Linked DNA regions of Mus musculus: region 2 is linked to region 1. A link is a loop called in an ENCODE intact Hi-C map of the cell type or tissue named here. Cell type or tissue: heart. All regions are shown on one strand. Links, peaks and the distances in the headings refer to the core of each region. The heading gives the core; the rest is flanking DNA.

Region 1 (8,937 bases), core at 343-8,342:
GACAGATTGAAAGCATGTTGAAAAAAATAAATATTTAAGAAAAGCACACACAGCACCCTCACTACAAGTGATTCTAAAAGAGCCACATACAAATCACAATAGGATCTAAAAAATAACATCACCATTAAGTATGGCTTTCTTAAGAGTTGTACATGTCATAGAATGAGCCAAAGGAAGATTATCTTTCAGAATATTGCAAAAAGTTCCAGTTTTGCATTTTCTCAGGTTTTGTTTTGTTGCCTGTTTTTAAAGGAAGATGTGCAAAATTGGAAGCATAGCTGTGTCTTTTGAGTCAGGTCCCTGTCCTCGCAGTGTCCTGGTCCCCAAAACTCAGAGTCCAAACTGGTCAGGATCCAGAGACCCACAGCAAGGTCATATCATTTTCTCATCTCAACTTCACAGCACCCATGCCATGGGCTGTATTTTCCACTTTGGTGTTACAAACACCAGAATACAGACACACACACATAAAAAAAAATACAAAATGTGAAATGTAATCTACACATTTTTCTTCTTCATAAAAAAATATTTATTAGTTTGAACATTGATTTAAAAAAAGTCACATTTAAAAAAAAAAAAAAACTTCAATACATACATCTTTTCCCTCCGTGCCTCCTGAGATGGATATGTTCATCTGGATCTCTAGATTTCCACTTTCTAATTGGAAACTGAGCCAGAACAAAGCCTGCCACATGGCAAACACTTGGAAGGTGGTGGGACCAGAACTGGGACCCTCAGTTTTCTGGTACAGTACTGGTTTTAAGGAAGTGCCCTGTGGCACCAACAGGGAACCCCAGAAAGGCCAGAAAAGGCAGTCTGGAAGGGGAGCCAGTCAGAGCAAGACATCCTGAGTGGAGGCACAGGTGCCTTGGGAGGTGGGCTAGGTAGGGGTCCTGCATCTTGGGCAAGACAGCCTGAGAAGTTGGGACTGATACAAAAACCCAGAGACAGTGGTAGCAAAGGTCTAGTTTCCAAATGCATTTTATAAGAAAGTGTTTAGAAAAAGGTGTTTTAAACGAGGGAGAGATGTACTGAGTCTGGGAGCTCTCAGTGGGCCCTGGCAAGACTAGAGAGTCTCAACCTGGAGTTTTGTTGGTAAAAGGAGGTCTAGCTATGTCATCATAGGTGGAAATATACTCCAGAACCAGCGTGCCTCAGAGCAAGAGGGTAGTGAACAGAGGGACAGACACACAGCTTCCCAGGCAGCTGTTCCTACACACTGTGTATAGGAGAGTCCTGGTCCTGTTCTTCCTGTTGTTTTGTTTAAAACAATAGAAGCTATGATTGCTTCCTTCTGTAGGAGCAGGCCAGTGCCCTCTGTAGCTTAGGCAGCTAGTACTTGAGGAGAATCACCAAGAAACACAAGTTCTGCACAACTATTGGAACCTAAATTAGTTTTACCGGGTGTCTCCTTATTTACCAACAGAACAGATGTGTCAGTTTAAAAAAAAAAAAAAGTATAAAAGCTATTTGTCTGAGAAAGGGAAACTAAAATTCTTTAATTGGCCCTAATGCTTAGTAGCCTTATGAGCCCTTGTACAGGGTAGGGTTAGCCCATCAGCACTCATCAGAGTGCTCACTGAACCACCACTGCAGTGGGCCTTTGGGAGCTGAGGTGGATGAGGGACGGAATGTCTTGATAGTTTGTCAGAAACAGCCTCAAGAGGAGGGCAGGCTGCAGTATCTATGTCTATGACTACCCTGCCGGTAAGTGGACAGCTGTCTCTCTGGGCCTCAGGGCCATGGAAATGAAGCCCACGCTTCACAGAAGAAGTGTGAGAGCCTTCAGAAATACAGCTAGAGGACTTGGTGAAGAGTTAAAGGAACCACCCCCGTAATCCTGTCAGTCCTGTCCAGTGAGGAAAACAATGTGAAACAGTAATCTGTAGTAACCACCTCAAAATGTCTCTGACTTCTTTAAAATTTGGTTCCTAGGCAGAGAGGCATAGCAGCACACTGCAGCTAGGAACGCCCACCTCCAGTGTTAGCAGCAACAAAGGCAAGAGCTGAGCTCTATCCGGTCCAATATGGGATCAGCCGAAGCACAGGCAGAACTCAGGGTGCACAATGGGGTTCTCCAAGAAAGTGCACACAGAACAAAGAGCTGTGGCTTTTGCAACTCAACCCTGTGAGCCTAAAGTGGAAAGTATCTGGCCACAGGTCCCCTCTTGGACAGACAGCACTCCTCCTTGGCCTGCCAATTAGGTAGCTGCTTCCCACAGAGATAGCACCTGGAGCCTAGGGCTTCCAGAGAGGCATCTGCAGTCATTTTGTGTTAAGCACCAAAGCCTGGAGGTAAGAGGGTTGCAGGACTTTTTGCCCAATAGATTCCACCAGCTGCCGTAGGGCAGCAGAAACCAAGAGGGCAGAGTGACATAGGGCCATAGCCCATAACCTGACTGCTTGGGGAGGAGGGATAGAAGGAGATTGAGCAGTGCTGTGGATGAACAGTTTGTGTTTATGCAAAACTCAACACTTACTCAGGCCTGCAGTCTGGGAGACTGCCCTCATGACCTTATCCAGTGCTGACCCTGACCTATACTCTGAGTCATCTTGCATTCCTAGCCAGGTTCACAGCAAAGGGCTCCTTTGATACCCTGAGGAAGCATGCCCAGGCCTTGGTGCAGCCCTGCCCATACATCTAGACACCTGCTGGGGATTCCATTAATACCTGGACAGGTGGGAGCATGCATTCTCCTTTTTCTTAAACCCACACTGTACCCCTCACTTCGTGTTCAGTCCTAGTGCTCCCCAGTCACGAGTCACACCCACTTTTTAGCTCACAGGACCAGTTTCTGTAATGGAGAGGGGTATAGCATGGAGGAGAGGCCTTTAGGAGGAGCTTCAAGGAGTAAGCATAGCCCTGCTCCTGGGTAAGTAAAGATCCACTAAGACACACACACAGGTGGACAAAGCGATTCAGCCATCACTCACCCTGCCCACTAGAGCAGAGCCCCTAGGAGATCCAGGCAAAGTCTTTATCGGGCTCCCCAGAGGGGCTGTGAGGCCCCTGTGGAGAGTCTTCATCATCCTTGTCATCCCCCAGCAGTGCATCCTCATGGGCCAAGCCCACGTCATCCTTCCACTTGGCCACGTCCTCATCCTCATCCTCAACCAGCTCCTCCTCAGCCTCCCCTCGTGGATCATCCGGGTCCTCCAGGTACGGCCCTTCACCAGCAAACAGCGCCTCAGGGGAGCCCTCGCCACCTCCACCATGGTCCAGTGGCGTGCCCACACCCCGGCCAGCACAGTCTGCACACACCCCATGGCGACGAGAGCCGTGCTTAATGCCCACGCTGGCTGCAGACATGAACACACGGCTGCACACTTTGCACACGTACTTCTTGTCCTTGCTGTGGACCTGGAGGAACAGAGCAGTCAGTGGAGATGTGAAGTATTGGGGTGAGGAGTACAGTCATGAGAGACACAGGAGGGACAGCCCCTGACAGGGACTGGAGGGAACAGGTCTATCTGGAGCCCACATGGGCAATATCACTAGAGGCAGCAAACCATCTTGGGGATGCTATAGGCACCAGGAGAAACTGTGTCATGCCACCAGCTACAAATTGGTCCAGATCCCAACGTATCTATATCCAAGTACTCTAATTCTCACTTGGTCATATTACTCCCTCTGCCTGAAATAGCCTTCCTACAAACTTTCACGTGGGGCAAGCTGAGAGGCTCTGGTTCACCCTAGCTCTGAAGCCCAGCTGATGTTAACCCTGTACAGGCAGAGGAGCTGGCCTAGCAGCCCAGATGGTGCAGAGCTAAGAAATGCAACACTGCTCACCTGGATTCATGGGACAGGGAGCCCATACATAGCTGTGGTTGGAAGCTGCAAGAGCCTTCGAGGAAGCCCAGGCTAGCTTGGTAGGCTGGGCAGCATGGGAGCTACAGGTGAGGAGTGGAGGGAGAGGGCTCAGCGTGAAGATGATGGATGGGAAGCACAATGGAGCCTGACAGCAGGGCAACAGAGTTGAACCCCAGCCTGGCTGTTATGCACGTTGCTTCCATGAAAAGGGGCAAGTCCTTCTGTCCTATGTCTCAACTGAAAGGCAAGGACAGAGATGACAGAGGAAATGTGGCAGCCAGGGAGGGACAGAGGCAGTCAGTGCCCTGCCCGTTGTAGTACTTAGCAGGAAGACACAGTACTCAGCAGAGGGGCCTTGAGGTACAGAACACTAAAGTCTGGATTTCTGGAGAGAATCCAGGAGGCCTGGGCCTGAGGAAGTGTGCATAGGAACCAGTGTACTCTGTAGAAAGTTAGCCTGTCCAGAATTTCCTCCCTAGAGATGGGATGTGTGGGGTACTCATAGGAGTATCAGCCTGGCCAGCTGTACCTCCTTGTATATAAGATCTGACCCTAAGCTTAATGGAAGCTTAAGGAACCCAGAGGAGCCCATAACTGTCTCTGGCCAGGCAGCCCTAGGCCATACACAGGTGGATTGGTCTCAGGTCAACACCCTAGAATAGGTTTCCTTAAACATAAGTTTCCCCCGACTCTAGGCTCTCTTCCTTCCTGCATAAGCTGCCACCAGGACTGCTAGGGAACAGGCTGCACACAGCTAAGGGGGTGATTATAACTTGTTCCCACTATTCTGAATCTGCCAGTTCTCCCTCCAACTATAAGCATGCCTGCAAAGGGCTCCACCACTCATAAGGATCTGGCCACAAGGTGGCACTGTGTTTCTGTCTGGACCTTGAGTGTTACCCTCCCATCCTGGGCTTCTCAGGCTTCCAGTCCCAAAGATCTTGTGGAACACCCAGCCTTCCCTCTCTTGAGTACACCTTTCTTGCAGGTAGAGTTGCTTTCCGAAGAACTCTGAATTAAGACTCAAATATACACCAACAAAGAAAAACTCGAGAAGCCCACAGTATGACTTGAAAAGAGTTGTCACTAGGGGGAACTGGTGGCCCTTGAAGCTGGGGTGCCAGCCTCACATGCTTCCCTGAAAGTTTGATTCTAGAAATGAGACCTCTAATAACTTGGTACACAGGGCACTTTTTGGTTTCTTTGGCTTATGTGTTTCTCTCCCTCTCTCATACTCGCCTGAAATTCTCAATACCCTTGTTTCAGCCTCTATAATTCTGCAATTACAGATATGTTTTAACATGCTTGGTTTTATGTAATGCTAGGGCTCAAACCCAGAGGTTCTTGCAAATTAGACAAATACTCTGCCAACTGAACTACGCATTCCCCCCAAGCCCTTGTTTTGCCATTTTCAGCTCAGAATTTCCCCCTTTCTCTACCACAGAAGAACAAAACTTAGACCAAGTTACAGCAGTGTTGATCAGACAGGAGCAGGCCTAGGAGTCTGGCACTACTAAGATTCCTGTGGCCTGAGGACTACCACATGAACTATTGGCTGTACTATGTTGCTCAGAGGTGACAAAGATGTTTCATGGAGCCTCTCCTCAGAACACTGGCCCATCCTGACATGCCCAGGAAGAAGCACAAGAGAAGGGTATCATGCAGTCTGCTGCCATGCTCCTTGACCATGGTGTTTAGAATATTACAAACCCACGCCTTTCTGATCCCTGGCAATGTACAGAGTGGCCCTCAGCACTGTCTCCACCTCTCGAGGGGCTTGGAAGGGCTTTGCTTGCCAAGAAGTCAGGGCAGTAGATGGTGAACATAGTGGGCTGTAGAGCTGCCTCTAATGCAGAGGACTCTACTTTTTCAAAGACAGGCATCCCAAGGAAACAATATAAACTAAATAGACCTTTTTCTCATGCAAGTCTTAACATATGGGGCATCATCAATATTAAATACAAGATCTCACTATGAAGCCGATTCTGAGCCTGGTACACAGGCTGGCTTAGAACCTATCATTCTTCTGCCTCCTCTTTTAAAATAAGGTGACGCCCTGAAGTAGGAACAGCTACCCCACGTGAAAGGCAGGCAGCGTGGCCCGTCCTCAAACACGGGCGAATGTTGTTTTGGTTAGGAAAATGCAGACTTTTCAAGACTGTTCATTACCTACGCCCGAGCTGAAAAACAAGACCCTGTATTCTCTGAGTAGGAAAAGCTGTGTGGAGGTGACAACATCCCACTTAGGCTCAGTCTGTAAAGCTCTCTGTGGACTCAGCACAAACAGAACTAGTGAAAAGTTATTTTGTTTCTCTTTCTGAGACAAGGTCACCGGTATCACAGGCTGGCCCTGAATCTGCTAGTAACTAACTGAGGATGGCCTTGAACTTTTCAAAAAATTTACTCTGTGTGTGTGTGTGTGTGTGTGTGTGTGTGTGTGTGTGTGTGTGTGTACACCATAACTGTCCACACAGAGGACAACTTATAGAAGGAAGTCTGTTCTCTCCTTCCAAACATGTGGGTCCTGGAATTAAACCCAGGTAGTCAAGCTTGGTAGCAGTCATCCTTATTCCCCGAGCCAACTAAATGTCTTGAATTTCCGATATTCTTTACTTCCGACACTTCCCAAGTGTTGGCATCACAGGAATATACCATCATGTGGTGCTAGGGATTGAGTCCAGGGCTTCACGCATGCTAGGCAAGCACTCTACTGACTGAGCTACCTCCTTGGTCTCATTAGCAAGAAGATCTAAAACCAGCTCTAAGACTTCAAGCAGCTATGAGTACACAGGACTCTAGGACCTGAGGTTGGGGCAGAAGCTGGGGTTCTGCTCACAGTAAATCAAGCAGGTGCATTACAAGTCCCTGTTCTGAATAAGCCCCTGTGGGGAGGCCTTGCAGGCCTGCAGTCAGGCTCAAGCAGCCAGCTCTTCCGGGGAAGATGATTGCTGAAACCTGAGACCCCCTAACTCCATCTTCCTCTAAGTGTGCCCCTCCCCAAACCCTGATTAATTTTTAGGAGCTCTAAGTCCTTGACCCTAGCTTGCCCTAAGCTACCTGTGCCTGCCTGACTTTGCTGATGTATCTTGCCTGAACCAACCTACCTGTTTCTGGACACCTTTTTCTTTCTGTCATTTCTTGGCCAGACTGATTCAACACCTGCTACTTGAAAACAGCCTGCTAGGAACTAAGAGCCAGGCACAAGAGTGGGAATGCAGATAAGACAGGCCAGAGTGTAGGTAGCTGTGTGCACTCTAAGGTGGCTGAGGAAGCCAGCAAGCAAACAACAAGCGATGTGCCATCACTCTCTGCACTCAGACTTAGACAGGCTTGGAGCCCCTGAGGAGAGGCACAATGGGATGGGGGGGGGGGGGTGTGTGTAGCAGCTCTCCCTGTTCTGTTCCATACTCCCTTCTGCAAGGCACCTATTACTGGGGTAGGTAGTCTACACCCTACTCCTGACCTGCCTGTCAGGACATCAGAGACCATTTTATCATATACCCTCATGCACTGACTGACGCCTGCACTCACCAGAGTATGTCGCTTCATGTGCTCTCTCCTAGTGAACTTCTTGCCACAGATCTCACAAGGGTAGGGCCGCTCTCCAGTATGTGAGCGCATGTGTCGCTTAAGGATGCACTGGTGCATGGCTGAGAAGCTGCAGTAGGGGCACTTGAACTTCTTCCTGATCACCGTGAATTCGTTCACTGAAAGACAGTAGAAGAGACATTAGCACCTGACCCCACATGACCAACCACCTCACTTCACCTCCAAATAGACGGTCTACTCACTCATCAGAGTACAGGGAGGTGGCTACACAGCTCTTAGGAGTCACAAAACAGACAACCTTCCAGGAGTCTGCTGAGAACAGATCAGCAGCTTGCTATGGGAACAAGTCACCCTCTACAGCTGTCTTTACCCTGTTCAGAGCTTCCCTATACCCATGATCCGACTGGATGCCAAAGCGTGATGTTTGGCAAGGGTGCATTAGATACTACCCTAGAGAGGAAGATAAGAAAAACCAGCATTCAAGCTGGGCAGTGGTGGTGCACACCTGTAATCCCAGCACTTGGAGAGCAGAGAGAGGTGGATCTTTGTGAATTCTGAAGCCAGCCTGGTTTATAAAGTAAGTTCTAGGACTGCAAGGGCTACAAAACAAACAAAACAAAACAAAAACCCTTAAACAAAAAACAGCACCCAAGCATGGCACAAGCCCAAAAGCTAGAAAGAAGAACCACATGGTTTAATATAGTTCTGTCCTGACAACCGGACAGCACACTATGGCAAGGACACTTCACTGTCATCTCTACTAAGTGCATACAATCAACCTTAAAAGCTCAGGGGATCCCCCTGTGTCCCCAGTGCTACTCTGCTCCTGGTCCCAGTCATAGTGTGCGTCTTGGAACTGAAGAGCACAGAGAACAGCCCTGAGAGCACCCAGGTATGCACAGGCCTGATAATGTCAGGCAGACCCTCTTTAAGTCATAAGGAGCCCCATGCTTGTGTGACAGTCTTTTATTCTCAAATCTCCTGCCATTCTAGGTACCTAGGATGTGCTTCGGGCAGGTGAACACTGAGTACTCTGTGCTAGGCCTGGAGAAGCCCTGAGTTTGCACCTAGTGTCTATAAGCCAGGCTCTGATATATCACAACAGGTCATTTCCCAGAGCTACTGTCCACATTCCCAGTCTCTGTGTTTCTAAAAAGGATACTGAGTTCCTGCAGAAAGCTGAGTGCACTCTCCTCAAGACTTCCTTTTCTTTAAGATTTAAGTTCTTAGTAAGGCCATGCTGGTGCAGGTCTTTAATCCTACCACCTAGGAGGCAGAGACAGGTGGATATCTGTGAGTTTGAGGCCAGCCTGGTCTACAGAGAAAGTTCCAGGGCAGTAAGAGCTACATAGAGAAATACCTTCTTGAAAAACAAAAAACAAAAACAAAACAAAAATATTTTTTAAAGATTTATTTTCTTTGAGTGTGTATTTAAGTCAAGCTGGTCTACAGGTAGGAACTGGGGACAGAAGCAGGGAGAGAGACTTATCACAACCCAGAGAATGAAACTAGTCACTAAGGTCAGAGATCTGGTTTCTTATGGGTCTCTTTTCCTTGTATGAACACTGTGTAATTCA
Region 2 (8,937 bases), core at 393-8,392, 290 kb after region 1:
AGTGCTATGGAGATTTGGGAGCAACCAATATGCAACGGAGGGGCTTCTGTGGGTGGGCCAGAGGTCAGATATATTTTGAAGGATATTTCAGAATTTCAGAGTTATAATACTGTGGTGAGCATGTGGGTTTTCAGGGTCTTATCACAGGCACTGTCCACTTTTAGGGTCACTGGATGAGACCTGGGTGGGCTGTCAGAGAGCGGGATAGGGCTGCTGTTCTACATTTTGAAGTGTTCTGGTCCAGGATGCCTGTATGGTCAACTTGTGTCCTTCAAAGTAGTCACCTACGATGTCTGGGTCTCTGCAGCAACACAGGGCTCCTGCTCTGCAGGGACTCCATGGGAACCTGGCTGGGCTGCTGGGCTACTCATGGGTTTCCGTGGCGACAACAGGGCGGAGCCAGGAAACAGCCGCTCAGGAAGGAAGGCTGGCCTTCGGGCCAGAGAGAACCTACTGGGCGGAGGAGGCGCCAGACATTCTGTCCAGTTTCCCCAACCCCTGCTGGCCGGTACTCTCGCCCATTCCGTTGGCCTCACCCACGGCCCCGCCCCCACACCTCAGGACTGCGGGTCTTTACATAAATAGTTACTTTTTTTCTCCCCTTGGTGCCTGGCTTGGGTCTGTGGATGTTGCTGTCTTTGTTCTCAAGAGTGTGTCGGTCCCCTTGGTGGTACTTTGCCTATAAGGTGGGCTAACTGCAGGCAATCGCGGGTCTCTTAGGTTACTGGAGCGAGGTATCCATCCCGAATGCCCTGCCAAGTTAGGCTGGCCCCTCCCTGCTTTGACAGATTGGGAAATGAAGATAAAAGGAGACTAAAGCAGAGAAAAACATCTATCTCCTTTTTCTCCTTCCCCACTCTCTTCCCTCTCTTCTTTTTCTTCCTCTTTCTTTTTCTTTTCCTCCTCTTCTTTGGTTTTTCGAAAAAGGGTTTCTCTGCATACCTCTGGCTGTCCTGGAACTAGCTCTGTAGATCAGGCTGGCCTGAAACTCATAGAGATCCACCTGCCTCTATCTTTCAAGTGCTGGGATTAAAGGCATACACCACCACTGCCTGGGTATTTTCCTTCTTTTTTAAAAAAATGTTTACTGGATTGGGCATGGTTGCCTGCCTGGTATATGAAGTGAGTTAGCCAGGACTATGTAGAGGCCTTGTTTCAAAAACAAAAACAAAGAAACAAAACAAATCAAGATGGCTCTGGAACTCTTCTGTGTAACTCAGGCTGGCTTCTGCCTTCTGAGTTGTGGGATTGTAGGTGTAGTATCACACCCAGCTTCGTATGTTTTGTTTTCGTCTTTGTTTTTTTCTCCCTTTTCTTTTCCTGACTGTTGACAAGTAGCTTTGGTGGGGACCCAGCTGGCCATGTTTAGGGACTTCCACTCTCCTTTGTTCAGAGACAGAATTCATTATTTTGGTACTGAGCCCCCTGCTGGCACCAGACTGTCTTCTGAGATAGGAAATTGGAAAAGAACAAACAACTCCAATCCTTGCTGTAAGATGTTTCCATTCTGGAGTAGAAAGGTTAAAAATCAATAAATCCACAAATAAGCCAATATCAAGAGTACTGGGTATGAAAATAGGGCTATATCAGTATCTATTTTTTCATGACTGGTTTTTGAGCTCAAACCTGAAAGAACCGTGAGGAAACCATCCAAGTAGCATGCTACCTACACCGATGGGGAACTGTTTAAAGCCACTGAAGAAAAAAAGGGAGCAGGTGTATGTATGGAAGGGCAGGGGTTAAGCATGAGGGCCAAGAGGCCAGGTGGAGCCTGGAAGGATCTTGCTTTCTCCTCTGAATGAGATCTGGGAATACTTTTCAGTGACTTAGCATCCTACAGGTCCAGCATAGCTTTGCTTCTGCAGCGGCTTAACTATGACTGACTTGGTCCAGGCGGGTCTTTGCAGGATGGCGGGACAATTCCACAGGTTTGCTGCCTCTGAGTCAGACCTCTATGCTTCATCCATTGCCTCTGACCTCCTGGCTGCCTGGGGCTCCTTAGGGTAGGAGGGTGGAGTGGCCGCCAGGCTGGCGGGCTGGCAAGGGAGGGGGGCAGCATTTCTGGGAATTGTGTCAGGGAAGCACATTGTTAGAGCAAGCCTGCAGCTAAGGCCTCACTGGCCTCTAGGGGATGTCTCCTGCCTCCCTAACACTGCCTCTGGGGGAGGAAGCTGGGTCCTGGCCAGGCTGTGGGCTGGTGGGGGACTTTCCAAGCAGACATTTCCATAAGCTTATGGCTCTTCCCATTCTGTAGTCTAGGAGACTGAGGCTCAGAGAGCTCGTATCCATCTACACAGACAAAACCAATATCCACATGCCTAGCTTCCACTTTCTACCTCATAATACTGGAGACCCTTTTATCTGTCACTGGTCCCTGCCTTGTCTGACCACAGAAGCCAGTGTCCAAGGAGGGCCTAAAGTGGGATTGGCTGTGGTTGTAGATCCACAGAGCCCTATGGTGAAGATCTGCAACCCCCAAGATGGGCAGAGGACCTGAGAACTGCATGCAGGGGAGGGACTATCATATGGTGACAAGGATATAGGACCTCCTGGAGCTTAGGCTCCGTGTGAGCTTGGCAGTGTGAGTCTTCCCACCCACCACCGCCCTGCCTTGGCCAGAGGGGAAGCATTCAGGCCACCACTGGGGTCAGGGCCAGCTCTGGGCAGACATAGATGGGGGGCAGGGATCACAAATAGAAAAATAAATGGCTTGGGCTTCCGATGTTTCCTGAACTGAGGAAGGGGGTAGGGCAAGCTTTGGGTCAAAGGTACAGTTGGCCTGGTGGGGCAGACCCTGGGGATGTCCCATGATCCTATCTCATTAGATCATTGCCTGTCCTTTTCAGACCTTCAAGCTGGGATATCTCTATCCCAGGGTCCCTAGGATAGGGCTATGTTGCTCACTGAGGACTCTTGAAGTCAGAGATCCACTTCAGGGGCAGACTCTTAAGAAATATTGGGAGTGTGCGCCCCAGGAAGGCTGGGTGCAAAAGCCGTTGGTGAATTGTTAGGATACCTCATCTAGGTGTTCTGGGAACTTGGAAAAGACCCCAGTAGTAGATTGGACAATATAGATAGGTAAGGCTGTCTCCCAGAAGCCTTCTTTCCCACCTGGTATCACATTGTCCAAGAAACTTCTTATCTCCAAACCCAGGCAGGTGTGTCCTCCACCACCTTCAGAAGGCTAGGGTAGAGGACAACACCACACTGGAGCGAACACCTGGGTGAATCTATGGTCTAGATGTTTGGTGGGGAGGTTCCACTGAAGATAAAGCTCTGAAAGTCAGCAAGGTGTATGGGGGTGGGGTGAGGTGGGGGAGAATCTGGGGTGGGAGGTGACTTTTCTGATCAAGGGCCAGAAGGTTCGATTTGGAGCTCTTGTAGGATCTGGGATCAGGACTTTTTGTTTCTGAAACATGTCTCTCATATACATATCTGAGGATAACCTTCAACTTCTGGCCTTCCTGTCTCTATCACCCAAGTGCTGAGTGAACAGGCACGTACCTGTGATGCCTGGTTTGTATGCAGTACGGTGGATTGAACCCAGGGCTTCCTACATGCTAAACAAAATACTATCAACTGCGCTTTCTAAAGTTGGAATTTTCTAAGGTTGCAATGTGGAAATATCTGGCTGGTGAGTACCAACCCCACAAGTAAGGACCCCTCAGGATTGAACACACCTTTGATCTGGCTTCTTGTGACATAGCTCCCCTGCTGGTGATCTACTGGATTTTCCTCAGGAAAGAGCCTGTTCTTGAGCAGATCTGTGGGTGGCTCCTGCCACCTACAGGCTGCTGTTGCTCATCATTGGGACCAGTCAGAGCTGGGACTACTCAGTAGGCAGTCCCTTGATGGGGTCAAGTCATCAGCCAAACACAGCATGGCTGAAGGTCCTGTGGTTCTCTTACTGCCTGTCTTGTGGTAGGGTCCTGAAAGCATTAATTCAGTACTCAAACACAGGGTTCCCTTTCCCAGAATTTTTGTTGTTGTTGTTGGGTTTAGCTTAGAGCAAGGGCCCAGCTCTCAGTAAAGGGCAGAATGAGAGGTGGTATGAAACTAGAGAGCTGGGTTCAGCCATCACTGCACCTCTGGAAAAGCTTTGTTGCCTTCAAGAAGTTCCATGCCTTTTTCTTATGGTAAAGATGTCATAACTGATTAAAACGGTCAGCTTAGGTCATTTGTGTATGTCATTTGCACTCTGGCCTCCTGGGTACAAAAAAATTCAGATTGACTTTTAGTACCAGCACACCTGCCACCATGTATAGGACAGAAGAAGAGCAGAGCACCATTCTCCCTTTCCTGGACGTGGTTAGGGTCTTCCTGAGGTAATGCCTCAGTAGCGGATTGCCTCAGTACCCTGCCCTGTTCTCAGTGTAAAATATGAATCGGAGGCTCCTGATCGCAGCCTCTGTCATTGTCACTTCACAGGTTGGGAGACTGAGACGTACAACAATGTGCAGAACTTGGGGTTTATACCGTTAGGTTGACTTCAGAACCTGAATAGTTCTCCCCACTCCCACCCCCCACCCCCGAGACAGGGTTTCTCTGTGTAACCCTGAATGTATTGGAACTAGCTCTGTAGACCAGGCTGACCTTGAACTCACAGGGATCTGCTTGACTCTCTATCTCTCGAGTGCAGGGATTAAAAAGGCATGAGCCTACATTGCTTGGCTAAAGCCTGAATTCTTGCGGAGAAACCGTTTCAGAGTCCCGGCCACCTGCGCAGCGCCAAGAAAGCCCCCAAACTCGGCTTGGTACCAAGTGAAGTGTGTGGAGTGAGCTGAGTGACTCTCGGAAGTGGAGGCGATCTAAGTGCACTAGTGAAGGCGCGACCGGCCGCCAGGGCAAGCTGCTCAGATGGGTTGAATTAAAGACCTGAGCGCAGTAGGGTTGTCCTTCTCCCTCCTCTAGGTCCTCCCTCCCCCTGGCATTCGGTGGGCACGTGGGGCCGTGGTCCGGCGGAGATACCTGCGGAACTACCTTTTCCAGCGGGCAATCAGGCCGCAGGCCGCAGGCCGCGCAGTCGTCTGGGAGTTGTGGTCCCGGGGGCGGGGACTCTTTTTTTTTTTTTTTTTTTTTAATTCTGTCGCACGCGGCCGCCAGGCGGAGGTTTGGACCGCGGATCTAGGCGGCGGCGGCGGCCGAGGTCAGGCCGGGCGGCGCAACCGGCACAACCCGCCGCCACCGAGGTAGTGATGGGCAAGGAGGAAGAGATTGCTCGTATCGCCCGGAGGCTGGACAAAATGGTGACCAGGAAGAACGCGGTGAGGGGCGCGGGCCGCCAGGACCCTGGGGCCCCGCTCCGCGGAGACCGTCTGAGCCTACCCTCGGGCAGAGTGATACCTAGCCCAGTCAGTCGAGACCCCTTGCCCAGGCCCGCCCTCCACCCTGTCCTGGGACTGCCGCTTCGCAATGGACGCCGCGTTGACCGAAAGCTACCCTCTGTTCGTCGCCCAGCGGTGGCCGCGGGCGTCCCTGGCCCAGCCGTTGTCTCCCCTGTCTGCCCCCCACCCTTCAGCACCAGGTTTCTCTTAATAAATTTTTCCCCTGCTTAGTCAGGCCTCAGGCAACAGCAAGTCGGTTTGGGCAGACAGTTGAGCCTGTGGCGTTGAGACCCCTGGCCAGTGTGGGCTTGGCAGTCCAGCCTGCCTTCCGACCATGGTCACCTGCGTAGCCTTTGAGGAGCATCCTTAGGGGATGATGGCACCTGCAATCTTGCCTTCCGTGGGTGGGAAGGGACTTAGGAGGTGGCTTTAAGACTGAGTGACTCTAGAGCATCCGCAGCACCGCTCTGAGGGCAGCCCAGATAGTGGCTGAGTCATGAGTCTGTACAGCCTCCCCAGGACTGTGCTTGAAGTAGAAGGCTGCAGGACAGCTTTTGGGGATGAGCAGGATTGCTCTAGGGGTTGGAGGGCTGGGGTCTAAAACAGGAAGTAGGTTAAGTGCCCACATAAGCCTTTACACTGGAAACAGAACCCACTTTGCAATCATCTGGGCTACAGAGGCCCTGCTGGAGCTTCTTTCCGGTAAGAGAAAGCACAAATGACAAACTTGGAACTAAGGGTGGCAGAGATAGGATGGGAATCCAAAGGGAGACCCAGTAAGGATGGAAGGCCACAGATAGGACTGTACAGTTGAGAAGGGAACCTGCAGAGGTTCCAGTAGTCCTTGAGAGAGGCTCCTTGGAACAGCTGATGGTTTATCTGGGTTTTCATTATGGGAGTGCAGGGCTATTGTGGATGCATGCCCCTGGCTCCAAGGATCAGGTCTTCTTAGCAAAGTCAGCCACCTCAGGGCTGATTGGTGTACAGCTTACTAACTTAGGGCCATGAAACAAGGCTGCAGCCTGAGCAGATAAGTCACACAGATTGAAGGGTCAGCCCCAGCCCCTACCACGGCTGGATGGGTTGGTTTTCTCTGCCTCTTTGTGGCATATAAAGACAAATGAGCTCATAGTGGAAACTTGGAGGACAGCAAACACAATAGTGTTGGGTGTTAGAAGAAAAGGCTGTCTCAGTTGTAGGAAGGAGGTGTTTGAATATAACCTGGAAGTGGTAAAGAGAAGAGCAGCCTTAAGCAGAGTGAGGTTTAAGGTAGGAACCAGAGGAGCCTGCCTACCCTTGAGGTTCAAAGAACAGAGCTTAGGCAGAGGAAGAAAATCAGGGTTTTCTGTTACAGTACCTAGGAGGAGGGTGGTGACCAGTCTGGAAAAGAGATAAAAAGTGAGACTATGGGATTTGTAGGTGCTGGCTTTAAGAAAAACTTCCCTTTGTATATTTAATTTTATTTATTTTACATTTGTTATCTCGGTGAGTGTGTAAGTATGAGGACAACCCCTGGAAATTGGTTATCTCCTCCCACCATTTGGGCTCTGGAGATTGAACTTAGGTTGTACAGCTTGTTGGCACCTTTATCTGCTGAGTCAACTCACCTGCCCACCCCTTTGATAGTGGGTATTGAACCCAGGGCCTTAACTTACCAAGTGAGAGCTTTATCACAGCTGTGTCTACACAGCCCTCTCTTTACTTTGTTTTAAGACAAGGTCTCATTAAGATGCCCATGCTAATCTTGAATTCACTCTGAAACTCAGGTAAGCTTTGAACTTTTGATCCTCTTGCCCCAGCCTCCTAAGTATCTCTGAGATGATAAGGCCTGTGTCACCAGGTTTGGTAGTTTTCAATTAGCAATAATTGTGCCTCTGATAAACCTTGTTGGCTATGGTGCTGTTACTTTGCAAATCTGTGGCTGGAGTAGAGATTCCTGAGAGTTTAGGTAGAGGCTTTTAAGGTAGGAACAGGAAGAGCCTGCCTACTCTGGAGGTGCAGCCTGCCTGTAGATGCTGGGGAAAAGCCAGGGCAGAGGAAGGCAGCCAGGGTTGTCTGTTACAGTACCCAGGAGTAGTGCTGCCCTGATGGGTAGGCGCTTTGAGGAGAGGCTGCTCTCCCACCACAGCACAGATGGACCAAGGTTAAAGAACCCGTGCTATACCCGTGAATGTCCTTCCGTGTTGAGCAGGAGTTGGGGCATTTATTTTCTCTAGTAGTTTGTTCAGTGTCCTCCTGTGGTTAGTTACCATGATGTCTGGAGATCACCGTAGATGCAGGATGAGAAACCCCCTGATCTTTGAGGAGAGCACTGTTGAGCTGTTTGCCTCTATTCCTGCCCTATGGCAGGAGCAGTAAAAAGCCCCTGTTGTGATGTAGGAACAGGTATGGAGTGCTCTGGGAATCTCAGGGTAGAGGAGTGGCTTCTTTCTGACATGTAAGTTGCCCCCTGGTGATGACAAAGAGGTAGGATTGTCCACTATGCCCCCTGACAAGTGTTTTCTGTGTAATCCTGGCCATTCTGGAACTCCTGGCCTCACTCTGTAGGCCAGGCTGGCCTTTAACTCAAGATTCACCAGCCTCTGCATCCTGAATCCTGGGGTTAAAGACATGCACCACCACTACCCAGCATCCACTAAGGTTTAAAGTCCTTTATGAACATCCCGTTTCCTTTCAGGAGGGAGCTATGGATTTGCTGCGGGAGCTGAAGAATATGCCTATTACATTGCACTTGCTCCAGGTAAGTGCTTCCTGTCTTAGCAGGGCTCCCTATATTAACTCCCACATGGCTTAATTGGCACAAACAACTTTGTTCTAAGGAGAGGATTTCTGATTCTCTCTGGTCATAAGAGAGGTGGGAGGTAGGTCCCTGGGTCCCAAATAGCCATTGGGAGAGATGTTTTCTGTCCCTGCCATTCCCCAGCTGTCCACTGTGGGAGCCAAGAGTCCTTGGTGAGGATCCGCCTCTGGAACAGGCCCCTCCGCCTCTGACTCAGGCCACTTGTCTTGCAGTCCACCCGTGTTGGGATGTCTGTCAATGCTCTGCGCAAGCAGAGTTCAGATGAGGAGCTCATTGCACTTGCCAAGTCCCTCATCAAGTCCTGGAAGAAGCTCTTGGGTGAGTCTCAGAATGTAAAGGGAAGCTCTTGCTGGTCAGCACAGCATAGAGTGCTGGCTCTGCTACCCTGATTGAAACTATATATGGTGGGATATGACAAACATAGATCAGAAAGGACTCATCCCTGGGCTGGACATGGATGAAGATGGTAGAAGATGGATGTCATCTGTTGTGATGGGGAGGTGATGGCCTGGGATGTATGATCATTGAGACAAGGGTATATGCTGCAGAGGAGGTTTTCAGGCTGCAGGAGGCCAACAGAAAAGGAGATCCAGGCAGGATGCTCCAGCTGAAGGAGGAGGGGAATGGGATGGCTACCTATGCAAGAGGGTAGCTAGGCAGACAGCAACTGTTTCTGGGGACAGTGCTACTAGGCTGCAGAGATGGTTCTATTGATTAGGAAGGTAGTCTTCTGCGTTCAGTCTACTTCTATGAGACAACCCAGAGCCTGTTTCTCTTTACAGTCACATGCCCTGGTCCCCTGGTCCCTAGTTC

What was found. Hi-C counts contacts between places; a loop is a spot of excess contacts. Peaks named below come from ENCODE experiments on the same cell type or tissue, not always from the same donor. Only the 100,000 strongest peaks of a DNase experiment are listed, where the experiment ranks them.
Region 2: it touches region 1 in a loop (2.1-fold over the local background); 7 of 42 quality-filtered maps call a loop at or near these places.

Annotation. Positions count from the first base shown.
Region 1 is chr2:181,388,108-181,397,044 of GRCm38, forward strand. Zbtb46 (zinc finger and BTB domain containing 46) reads right to left here. Exons shown (of 4, transcript NM_027656.2): 3 at 7,343-7,518; 4 at 2,779-3,361. The coding sequence ends at 2,957. Among named protein-coding and RNA genes, the nearest start is that of Lime1, 11 kb to the left of the region's middle. In heart, for the core only: CTCF peaks have their summits at 4,675 (motif pointing right) and 4,874 (motif pointing right); a DNase peak (open chromatin) is centred at 4,684.
Region 2 is chr2:181,675,212-181,684,148 of GRCm38, forward strand. It overlaps Tcea2 (transcription elongation factor A (SII), 2), which reads left to right and starts at 5,086. Exons shown (of 10, transcript NM_009326.3): 1 at 5,086-5,264; 2 at 8,002-8,064; 3 at 8,337-8,442. The coding sequence starts at 5,196. In heart, for the core only: CTCF peaks have their summits at 1,442 (motif pointing left), 2,129, 3,735, 5,108 and 1 weaker place; DNase peaks (open chromatin) are centred at 440, 2,080, 3,790, 4,970 and 3 weaker places; H3K4me3 peaks cover 2,252 bases; H3K27ac peaks cover 3,428 bases.